2 separate regions of the Homo sapiens genome follow, and region 2 is linked to region 1. A link is a contact called in ENCODE POLR2A ChIA-PET data. All regions are on one chromosome and are shown on one strand. Each heading gives the region's core, a stretch centred on a gene start or an enhancer-like site at or near the end of the contact. The rest is flanking DNA. Distances are from core to core; before and after follow the strand shown. Region 1 has its middle 60 kb from the start of OBP2B. Region 2 overlaps STKLD1 (serine/threonine kinase like domain containing 1).

What was found. ChIA-PET counts read pairs that join two places held with the same protein, here RNA polymerase II (POLR2A).
Region 2: POLR2A ChIA-PET joins it to region 1 with 12 read pairs in activated T-cell. The contact joins two enhancer-like sites. POLR2A ChIA-PET finds 5 or more read pairs at or near these places in 2 of 52 experiments (A673 and activated T-cell).

What each region holds. Positions count from the first base shown.
Region 1 is chr9:133,266,672-133,271,608 of GRCh38, forward strand. It overlaps the pseudogene ABO. Among named protein-coding and RNA genes, the nearest start is that of OBP2B, 60 kb to the left of the region's middle. RefSeq lists enhancers at 1,327-3,923, 2,369-2,870 and cis regulatory regions at 2,615-2,622, 2,621-2,645, 2,684-2,709. Within about 2 kb of position 3,065, at least 5 of the 41 ENCODE cell types and tissues checked have a DNase peak (open chromatin) inside an H3K27ac peak, as active enhancers do.
Region 2 is chr9:133,403,557-133,408,493 of GRCh38, forward strand. It overlaps STKLD1 (serine/threonine kinase like domain containing 1), which reads left to right. Exons shown (of 18, transcript NM_153710.5): 15 at 144-272; 16 at 364-492; 17 at 1,233-1,373; 18 at 1,696-2,540. The coding sequence ends at 1,865. It overlaps REXO4 (REX4 homolog, 3'-5' exonuclease), which reads right to left. Exons shown (of 8, transcript NM_020385.4): 7 at 4,251-4,325; 8 at 2,506-3,516. The coding sequence ends at 3,397. Among named protein-coding and RNA genes, the nearest start is that of REXO4, 12 kb to the right of the region's middle. RefSeq lists an enhancer at 1,062-1,562. Within about 2 kb of position 3,400, at least 8 of the 41 ENCODE cell types and tissues checked have a DNase peak (open chromatin) inside an H3K27ac peak, as active enhancers do.

The sequences.
Region 1 (4,937 bases), core at 1,815-4,314:
GTGAAAGGCTAAAGTCCCTTTCTTCCCTCAATGGATATCCAGTCATTTCAGCCATTTGAATTGAAAATACTTTCCTTTCTCTATCACATTACCTTAGCACCCTTATCAAAAAGCAACTCTTAAAAAATCAATGGACTATTTCTGTGTAGGTCTATTTCTAAACTCTGCATTCTATTCCATTGAACTATCTGTCTATCCTAATATCAACCTATTCTGATTACTATGTAAAATTTTAGAATCAGCTGTCAACTTTACAAAAATTTCTTCTGGAGTTTTAAGTGAGATTATGTGGACTCTGTAGATCCATCTGGGGAGAAGTGACAGTTTAGCAATGTAAGTCTTCCAATCCATGAGCATGGTATATTTCTCCATTTATTTATGTCTTCTTTAATTTTTGTCATCAATATTTTGCAGTTTTCTGTTTTTTTGTGACCTTCTTTTTCTTTTTTTTTTTTTTTTTGTCAGGGTCTTGCTGTGTAGCCCAGGCTGGAATGCACTGCAATCTCTGCCTACTGGGCTCAAGTCATCCTCTCACCTCAGCCTCCTGAGTAGCAGGGGCTACAGGTGCATGCCACCATGCCCAGCTAATTTTTTTTTTTTTTTGTAGAGACAGGGTCTCACTATGTCACCCAGGCTGGTCTCAAACTTCTGGGCTCAAGTGATCTGGCCACCTTGACCTCCCAAAGTGCTGGGATTACAGGCATGAGCCATGGTGCCTGGTTTATATTGCAGTTTTAATTGTATAGACATTTCTCCTAATTTGGTAAATTATTCTCTAAATATTTCATGTTTTATGATGCTACTGTAAATGGTATTTAAAATTTTTCATGGTTCAATTGATTGTGGCAAGTATTATAGAAAAATAATTGATTTATTCTTGTTTTTCTTTTTTCTTTTTTTTTTTTTTTTAGACTGTGTCTTGCCCTGTTGCCCAGTCTGGAGTGCAGTGGTGTGATCTCCAGTCACTGCAACCTCTCCCTCCTGGGTTCAAGCAATTCTCATGCCTCAGCCTCCCAAGTAGGTGGGATTACAGGCGCACCACCACACTCAACTTTTTTTTTTTTTTTGTATTTTTGTAAAGATGGAGTCTTGCCATGTGGGCCAGGCTGCTCTCAAACTCCTGGCCTCAAGTGATCTACCTATCTTGGCCTCCCAAAGTGCTGGGATTGCAGGTGTGAGCCACCACACCCAGCCTGATTTATTCATTGACTTTGTATCTTGAGACCTTGCTAAGCTGACTTAGCTGATGGGCTCACAGCATAAACATATATAATATATATGACAATAATAGCATAAAGGAGCAAGGAGGCAATGAAGTTATTATATATACTGGAGCAAGGAAAGGTCACCAGACAATAGCTTGAATATACAGGAAGAAATCAAGAGTAAAGTCAGTGATAAATATACAGTGTAATATAAAAGACTTGAAAAGTGTTTTTCTCCTTACTTGTCTTACTGAATTGAAAAGAAATAAGATTGTGTGAAACAATAATTATAACACCATGTTGTTGAGTTTATAACATATATAGATGAACATATACGACAATAATACTACAAACCACAAGCAAGGAGGGAGGAAATGGAGTTATACTGGAGTCAAGTTCCTGTATTTTACTAAAATTAGTATTAATCTGAAGTAGATCCTGATAAATTAAAATGCATATTGTAATCCCTGGAGCAAACACTAACAAAATAACTTTAAAATATACACTTAAAAAGAAAAAGGGAATTTAAATGCTACACTAGAAAATACTTAATACAAAAGAAGGTAGTAAAAGATGAACAGAAGAACAAAAAGGCATAAAACATAGAAAACAAATTGTGAACTGATAGATGGAAATCCAACCACAGCAATAATAACATTGAATGGGAATAGAATGAACATGCCAATCAAAAGGCAGAGATCGTTAGACTGGATTTTTTTTTTAAGCTTTGACTATATGCTGCCTGTGAGAGACATACATACTTTAGAAACAAAGATACAAATAGGTCAAAGCAAAAGGATAGTAGATTTGCTATGCAAACAACCGTAAGGGAGCTTGAGGAGAAATGCTAACGTCAGACTAAATAATTTTTTTGTTTTTTTGAGACAGAGTCTCACTCTATCACCCAGGTTGGAGTGCAGTGGCACGATCTTGGCTGACTGTAACCTCAGCCTCCCGGGTTCAAGCAATTCTCGTGCCTCAGCCTCCCAAGTAGCAGGGATTACAGGCGCACACCATCACAGCTGGCTAATTTTTTTGTATTTTCAGTAGAGACGGGGTTTCACCATGTTCGCCAGGCTAGTCTTGAACTCCTGACCTCAGGTGATCCACCTGCCTTGGCCTCCCAAAGTGCTGGGATCACAGGCATGAGCCACCCCATCTGGCCAACTTTTTTAAGATCAAAAATCTTACTAAAGAGAAACATTCTGCCATGATATAAAGTGAATACATCACGAAAATATAACAAACAGAAATATATACATACCTGACAACCTAGCCCCAAAATACTAGAACAGGAATTAAAAGAAATTAAAAACTGTGTAAGCAAAAACTCAGTTGTATGTAAAAAACCAATTCCCCTTGAGGAAGAGAAAGGGCTGGAGTCCTTTAAAAATTAACTGGCTGTTTTTCTGTGGCTAGTGAGCCTTATCTCTCCCTTTCCCAGGCATTGCGAAGACTCTGTTTCTCTAGCTGTGCAGCTGCAAGGTCACTAAACAGATAATCTTGAGTCATAAAACGTGTTGTTCCTTGAAAAGTAAGAAATAATGTAATGCATGTCTTAACTGAATAACTGTCTTTGTTTCTTGCTTCTGTAATACTCTTCCCCCTGCACAAATCTCCCCCCACCCCACAAAATGCTTAAAAGGTAGCTTGACTCTTTGTTTGGGGCCCAGTCCTTTGGATGTTAATCTGATTGGGTCGGTGCACCTAAATAATTAAATAATTCCTCCTCAACCCCATCGGTCTCTCTGATTCCTTAATTATCCCGCAGCAATACATGAAGCAAAAACTCACAGAATTGAAGGGTGAAACAGTCAATTCACCAGTAATGGTTGGGCCAGGCATGGTGACTCACGCTTGTAATCCCAGCACTTTGGGAGGCCGAGGTGGGTGGGTCACTTGAGCCCAGGAGTTCGTGACCAGCCTAAGTAACATGGCAAAACCCTGTCTATAAAAAATGCAAAAATCAGCTAGGCATGATGGTACTTGCCTGTAGTTGCAGCTACTCAGGAGGCTGAGGTGACCTAAGCCTTGGGAGGTGGGGGCTGCAGTGAGCTGTGATCATACCACTGCACTCCAGCCTGGGTGACAAAGTGAGACTCCACCTCAAAAAAAAAAAAAAACAAACAAAAAAAAAAAAACAAAAAAACAATAATTGGACACCAAAATCCTACCCCACTCTCAGTAATGGATAGAATAATTAGAAAGAAAATCAGTAGATACAAATGACTTGACATCACTGGACACCAACTGACATCTCTAGAACACTCCACCTGGCAAGAGCCGAAGTCACGTTCTCCTCAAGTGCACATGGAACAGTGTCCAAGGTCAATCATATGCTGGACCATAAAACAATTCTGAGAAATTCGAAAGGACTGATATCCACAGAGTTTCTTCTCTAGCCACAGGGGAATGAAATCAGAAATTAACAAAAGAAATTTGGGAAACCTATAAATACATAGAAATTAAACAACATAATTCTAAATAAGCAATGGGTCAAAGAAGAAAATCAAAAGATACACTGAGCTGAATGAAAATGTAAACACAACATACCAAAATTTATGAGATATAACTAAAGCTGTGTTTCAAGGGAAATTTATAGCTGTAAATGTCTACATTAGAAAAAAAAATCTTAAATCAAGTGTGTAAGCTTCCATTGTAAGTAACTACAATAAGAAAAGACAGAACGAATTAAACCCAAAGTGAGAAGAGTGGAAACCAATGAACTAGAGAACAGAAAGAAAAAGATAAAGTAAAAAAATATCAAATGGCAGTTCTCTGAAAAGATCAAGAGAATTGACAAAGCTTTAGCTACATTGACCAGAGAGAGAGAGAACACAAATAACTAAAATCAGGACTAAAAGAGGAGACAGCAATTCCAATCTTACAGAGATTAAAAGGATTTCAAGGAAATACTATGTACAACTGTTTGCCAACAAATTATGCAACTTAGGTAAAATGGACAGATTCTTACACATAAACTAGAAAGCGGTTAGAAGAAAATATAAGATTAAATCTTTGTGACACTGGATTAAGATTTCTTAGATATGATACCAGATACACAATAAAAGAAAAAGTTAATAAATTGGAATGGATCAAAATGTAAAACTTTTCTACTTCAAAATACCAATAAAAAAGTGTTAAACTATTGATGGTTGAAAATATTTGCAAATCATATATCTGGTGTGTATATATATATATATATATATATATATATATATATATATATGATACTGTGTATGTAAAGAACTCTCAAAACTGAACAAAGGAGACAACTCAATTTTTAAAAAGGCAAAACATTTCAATAGGCATTTCACCAAAAACATATACAAATGGCTAAAAAGCACAAGAAAAGCCACTTGCCATCATTTGACCTTGGGGAAATGCAAATCAAAACTATAATGAGATACCACCTTTTACCCACAAGAATGGTATGTATTGCTGCAGACGTACAGACAGTGGAACCCTCAGCCAGGCGCAGCGGCTCACACCTATAATCCCAGGACTTGGGGAGGCCGAGGTGGGCAGATCACTTGAGCCCAGGAGTTTGAGAACAGCCTGGGCAACATGGCAAAACCCCATCTCTACCAAAAATACAAAAATTAGCTGGATGTGGTGGTACTCACCTGTAGTCCCAGCTACTCAGGAGGCTGAGGTGGGAGGACCAATTGAGCCCAAGAGATTGAGGCTGCAGTGAGCCAAGATCATGCCACTGCACTCCAGCCTGGGTGA
Region 2 (4,937 bases), core at 2,150-4,649, 140 kb after region 1:
CCGTCTCTGAGGACAGTTGACCTTTCCCACCCCATTTCTGCTGTTGTCGTTAGCTGGAGGAAGGCAGCAGATGGGGGATGGGAAGGCCCCCCTGCACACACCCAAGGCCTGGGTGTCCCCTTCCATCCCTGTCCTCGTTCCAGGTATCATTGTGAACAAGGCCCCCTTGGAGAAGGTCCCGGACCTCATCAGCCAGGTGTTGGCCACCTACCCTGCGGATGGGGAAATGGCAGAAGCCAGCTGCGGAGTCTTCTGGCTGCTGTCCCTGCTGGGTGAGCTGGGTGGGCGCCCTGGGCCCCTGGGGCTGGGAGGGGTGGGCCTCATGGCACAGCAGGCACAAGGCAGCCCGGCCCCTTTCTGCAGGCTGCATCAAGGAGCAGCAGTTTGAACAAGTGGTGGCGCTGCTCCTGCAAAGCATCCGGCTGTGCCAGGACAGAGCCCTGCTGGTGAACAATGCCTACCGGGGACTGGCCAGCCTGGTGAAGGTGTCAGGTGAGCCTGGGGACAGGACGAGGCTGCCACCTAGAGGTGGGGGCAAGAATCAGCCCCCATCAGTTACATCTGCCAGGTGCCACAAACCAAAAAACAGAAGCAACAAATCAAAAAGGAAAAGAAATTAAAAACGATCTGAAGTCCAGTCATCCAGAAATCACCATCAAGACTTTCACGCACACTTGATAAACTCTTGTCTCTGCGTTATGCTACCCTGTGACCCTCTCTCTGTCCATAAACACATCACATCTGCACAGGTTTCCTAACATGCAGGCACACCGTGACTGATCAAAACAGCTCTGCAAACAGTGTCTCCAATTCCCCACAACACAAACCCTGCCTGTTACTCAGCTAGACAGGCTGGGCCCAGCGCTGAGCACAGCACAACCGACGCTCGGCCCACAGCACAGTCCTTCAGAGAGCATCCTGGGCCTGGCCAAGACACTAGCTGGTGCCTGGCAACTCCGGGCTCATGGTCTTGACCTCTGTACTACCTAATCTTCCCCAGAGTGACAACGACCCCTTTGGCTCTGGGGGGGCTGCCTCCTCTGTTCTTGCATGGTCCTGTTCAGGTCATGCCAGCCTACTGGTCCGCCCAAGCTGATGGGGCCTCCTGGGTCCCGTCTCTTGTCCTGTCCCAGGCCCCTGTGTGAGCTCTGGGGTCCCATCCCGTCCTGGGCAGAAGGCTCTTCCCTTTCAGGGGAAAGCAGGGAATGAACCCACTCCCACCCATCCCCCAGAGCTGGCGGCCTTCAAGGTGGTGGTGCAGGAGGAGGGCGGCAGTGGCCTCAGCCTCATCAAGGAGACCTACCAGCTCCACAGGGACGACCCGGAGGTGGTGGAGAACGTGGGCATGCTGCTGGTCCACCTGGCTTCCTATGGTGAGAACCCCTTCTCACCTCACACTCCCTAGAGCCCAGCGGTCAGGGGTGCCCCGCTCCCCCTATAACTGACAGGGAAGGAGCACATGGAAGGTGGGCTCAACCCCACTTCTCGGCCCACTTAAACTTCCCACTCATTTGGCATCTTCTGAGCACCAGGGGTTGTCCTGGCTGAGGGTGACGCTTGGGGCTCCGGAACTGCAAGGTGGCTCTGTGCATGCCAAGCCCAAGGGGGAATGTGACCCACTCTCATCCTTCTGGGGCTTCTGGCAAGGGGCACAGGAAGGACTCTGGCCTCAGGACCTTCCTGCTCCACCTGCAGAGGAGATCCTGCCGGAGCTGGTGTCCAGTAGTATGAAGGCCCTGCTCCAGGAGATCAAGGAGCGCTTCACCTCCAGCCTGGTGAGTGACAGCAGCGCCTTCAGCAAACCAGGCCTCCCTCCAGGTGGAAGCCCCCAGCTGGGGTGCACCACGTCTGGGGGACTGGAATAGATGTTTGTATGGAACTGACCTTGATCTCCACGTGTATAGTTTTCAAGACTGCTCTCCTGCCTGCCTATTATCCCATCTCTATGACTGGGCCAAAATCAATCTTAAACGGGAGGGGTAATCAGACCTCTCCAAAGAGTTTCCTGTCCATGACTGCTGGATTGAGTCACATGAGTAACTGCTCCTGGACCCGGGGACTGTCCACGAAAACTGACTTGCCTGCTTCCTCCTTCCAGGAACTGGTTTCTTGCGCGGAAAAAGTGCTCTTGAGGCTGGAGGCAGCCACCTCTCCCAGCCCACTGGGTGGGGAAGCAGCTCAGCCCTGATGCGGGGGAGAAGACAGATACCCCACAGGCCCCTCCCTCCACGTGTGCCCTCTCCCTGTCCTTCCTTTCCATGGGCCACTGTTTCCCTTGGGGTGGGGGGAAGGGTCATCCAGCACCAGAATGCGCATCTCACACTCCTCTTAGGTGACTAATAAAGAGGCCCAAGGCCAGTTTCTGCCTTAATCATTTCTGGCAAGAGGCTGTGACTGGCCAGTGGGATACTTAATTCTGCAGTCTCTATAGACCTCGCCCCTGGACAGAGCAGTCCTTCCAGACCATTCTAGATGAGAGTCAACACTGAGCCTCCACAGGCTCCATTCCAAGTAAACATCTGCATTTATTTTAAATCGCATCCTCGGTGTGTCTGCCCCTTTTCTGTCCAGCTGTCAGGTGGCCCAATAACGCCTTGGACTCCGTCCCCTTGTCAGTGCCACTGGCTGTTCCTGGCTCTAGTTCCCAGGGGAGCCTCAAACTGGGGCCTAGCCCAGAAAGCCACCGGCTAGCATCACATAGCTTCTCCAGCTCAAATAGCCCAAGGTTGGCATGTCTGCCGACCTCCAGGAATAACCGCAGTCACCGTGCCCAGGCAACACATCCTCGTGCTATGGGGAGAAGCCTCTGCTGGGTGACCCACCAGCCAACCCTGGGCCAATTTAATTTAGATAAATGCTCAAAGTTCAAACGGCCACAGGAAACCCCTGATGTAACACCTGTTGTGCCGGCCAGCTGTGTCTCAGGAGCTGACTGCAGACACCTGGTCTGGGTCCCTCAAGCCCAGCAGAGCTTGTTATGTCCCCTAACACAAAGGAGGAAAATGTGGCTCCTCGAGAGGAAGGTGCTGAGCACCTCACCCCAGGGTGTCACCGAAGATGGGCAGTGACAGCACCGTATGGACTGGCGGCCCACAGGCCCCAACCTCACCTGGCCCAGGGGGTCAGCAGTCGGTAAAGCGTGGCCAGGCGTGCCCATGGCCGTCCCTGCTCCCCACCCTGACCATCCGGGCCCAAACACACATGGACAGTAAGACCAGGTTTCAGACCACAAAGTCAAGAGGAAGGAGGACCTTCTCAGTAGCACCACGCCACGCCCCTCTGCCATGATTCTGAAAAGGTTTCACCAGAGTTGCCACTCTGGGGAGATGTGATCTGTCCCTGTGACTGGTCACATTGCCTCTGTAGCGGGGCGGCAGCAGCAGCAGGGCAGGACTGCTAGGCGTCGTCACTGCAGTGGTCTGGAGCAGTCAGCAGGGGGCGCCTGTCTCGGGCCATGCTCTCCCACTCCTTCTTCACCATGACGTACAGCCTCATTGCTGCCTGGGCATCCTGAATCTAGACGACATGAAACATCCCAGCAGGTGACGAGGCATAGCCGCAGCCCACAGTCAACCCCACAATGACTGAGCCCTCCCACTAGCCACTCTGCTACAGATGTACTGAGTGAGACATGGACCTGGCCACGAGATGTCACCAGGACGGGGAGGGAGGACACAAGAGAAGCAGAGGGAGCAACGACCTGATGGTCCCCACACTTCTGTGACTCAGACACCCCTCCCAGGAGAAGAAAGGGAAACCCAAAGAGGAGAAGCAACAAACACGCTGCCTTTTTAGGTCTCTGAGTGCAGGGTGATGGCAGGTTGGGTGCTGGGCACAGGGGCACAAGGACCAAGCAGATGGGCAAAAAGGGCCCAAAGCACTGAGGCCACGTTGGCAGGGGGTGACTGCTCCACAGAGGCAGAGCCAGCTGCTCAGCAGGGCCGGGCAGGGCAGGGCTGGAGGGCTGCGGGGGTGGGGGGACCCTTTGTAATTATTTGGCAACTTTTTCTCCAAATAACGAGAATGCAGTACTTTTGTGTTAAGTGTTAAATTCGTTAAATGTGCATATTTAGAATTTAACCAAAATTCCGTAACTCCGCTCTACCATTTTTTTTTTTTGACCAATAGCCTCGTAGGATAAGTAGGTGCCCAAGCCCCACCTCCCCCATGTCTGTGTCAGGTGACTCATGTCTGGTTCCAGGTGGGAAACCGCCCCAAACCCCATGAACTACCCCACAGGACACACTTACTGAACAGTGCTCCGCCTGCTGGACCTGGAGCCCAAGGATCTTCTCTGAAAGTAGTCTCAGAGACGGCCTTCCACTCTGCAAAGGGGGAAGAGGCGGGTGGGGGCCTCTGCAGGCTCGGCCCAAAGAGGGTCACCCCACCAAGCAGGGAGCGGTTGGCTACTGAACCTCACCCAAGCGACCTACAGTTTGCCTCTCAGTGGAGAGGTGCTCATGGCACTTAGGGTGGTAGCCACCAGCTGCCATTTATAGCATGATGGGCTGGTGATACACCCCTATCAGCCAATAAAAGGAGAGGGCCAGGGGAGGAGTCAGCATCCCCATCTCCCATCTTGAGGCCTCCCTGCTTATTTCAAGAGGGACAGCTCTGGCCAGGCATGGTGGTTCACACCTGTAATCTCAGCACTTAGGAGGCCAACGAGGGCAGATCACTTGAACCCAGGAGTTTGAGAATAGCCAGGGCAACACAGCAAGACCCTATCTCTAAAAAAATAAAAATAAAAAAATTAGCCAGGGGTGGTGGCATATGCCTGCAGTCCCAGCTACTTCAGAGGCTAAGGTGGAAGGATTGCCTGAGCCTGGGAGGTGGCAGTTACAGTGAGCCAAGATTATGCCATTGCACTCCAGCCTGGGTGACAGAGCAAGACCCTGTCTAAAAAAAAAAAAAAGGATGAAGAACGGCTCTGCCCT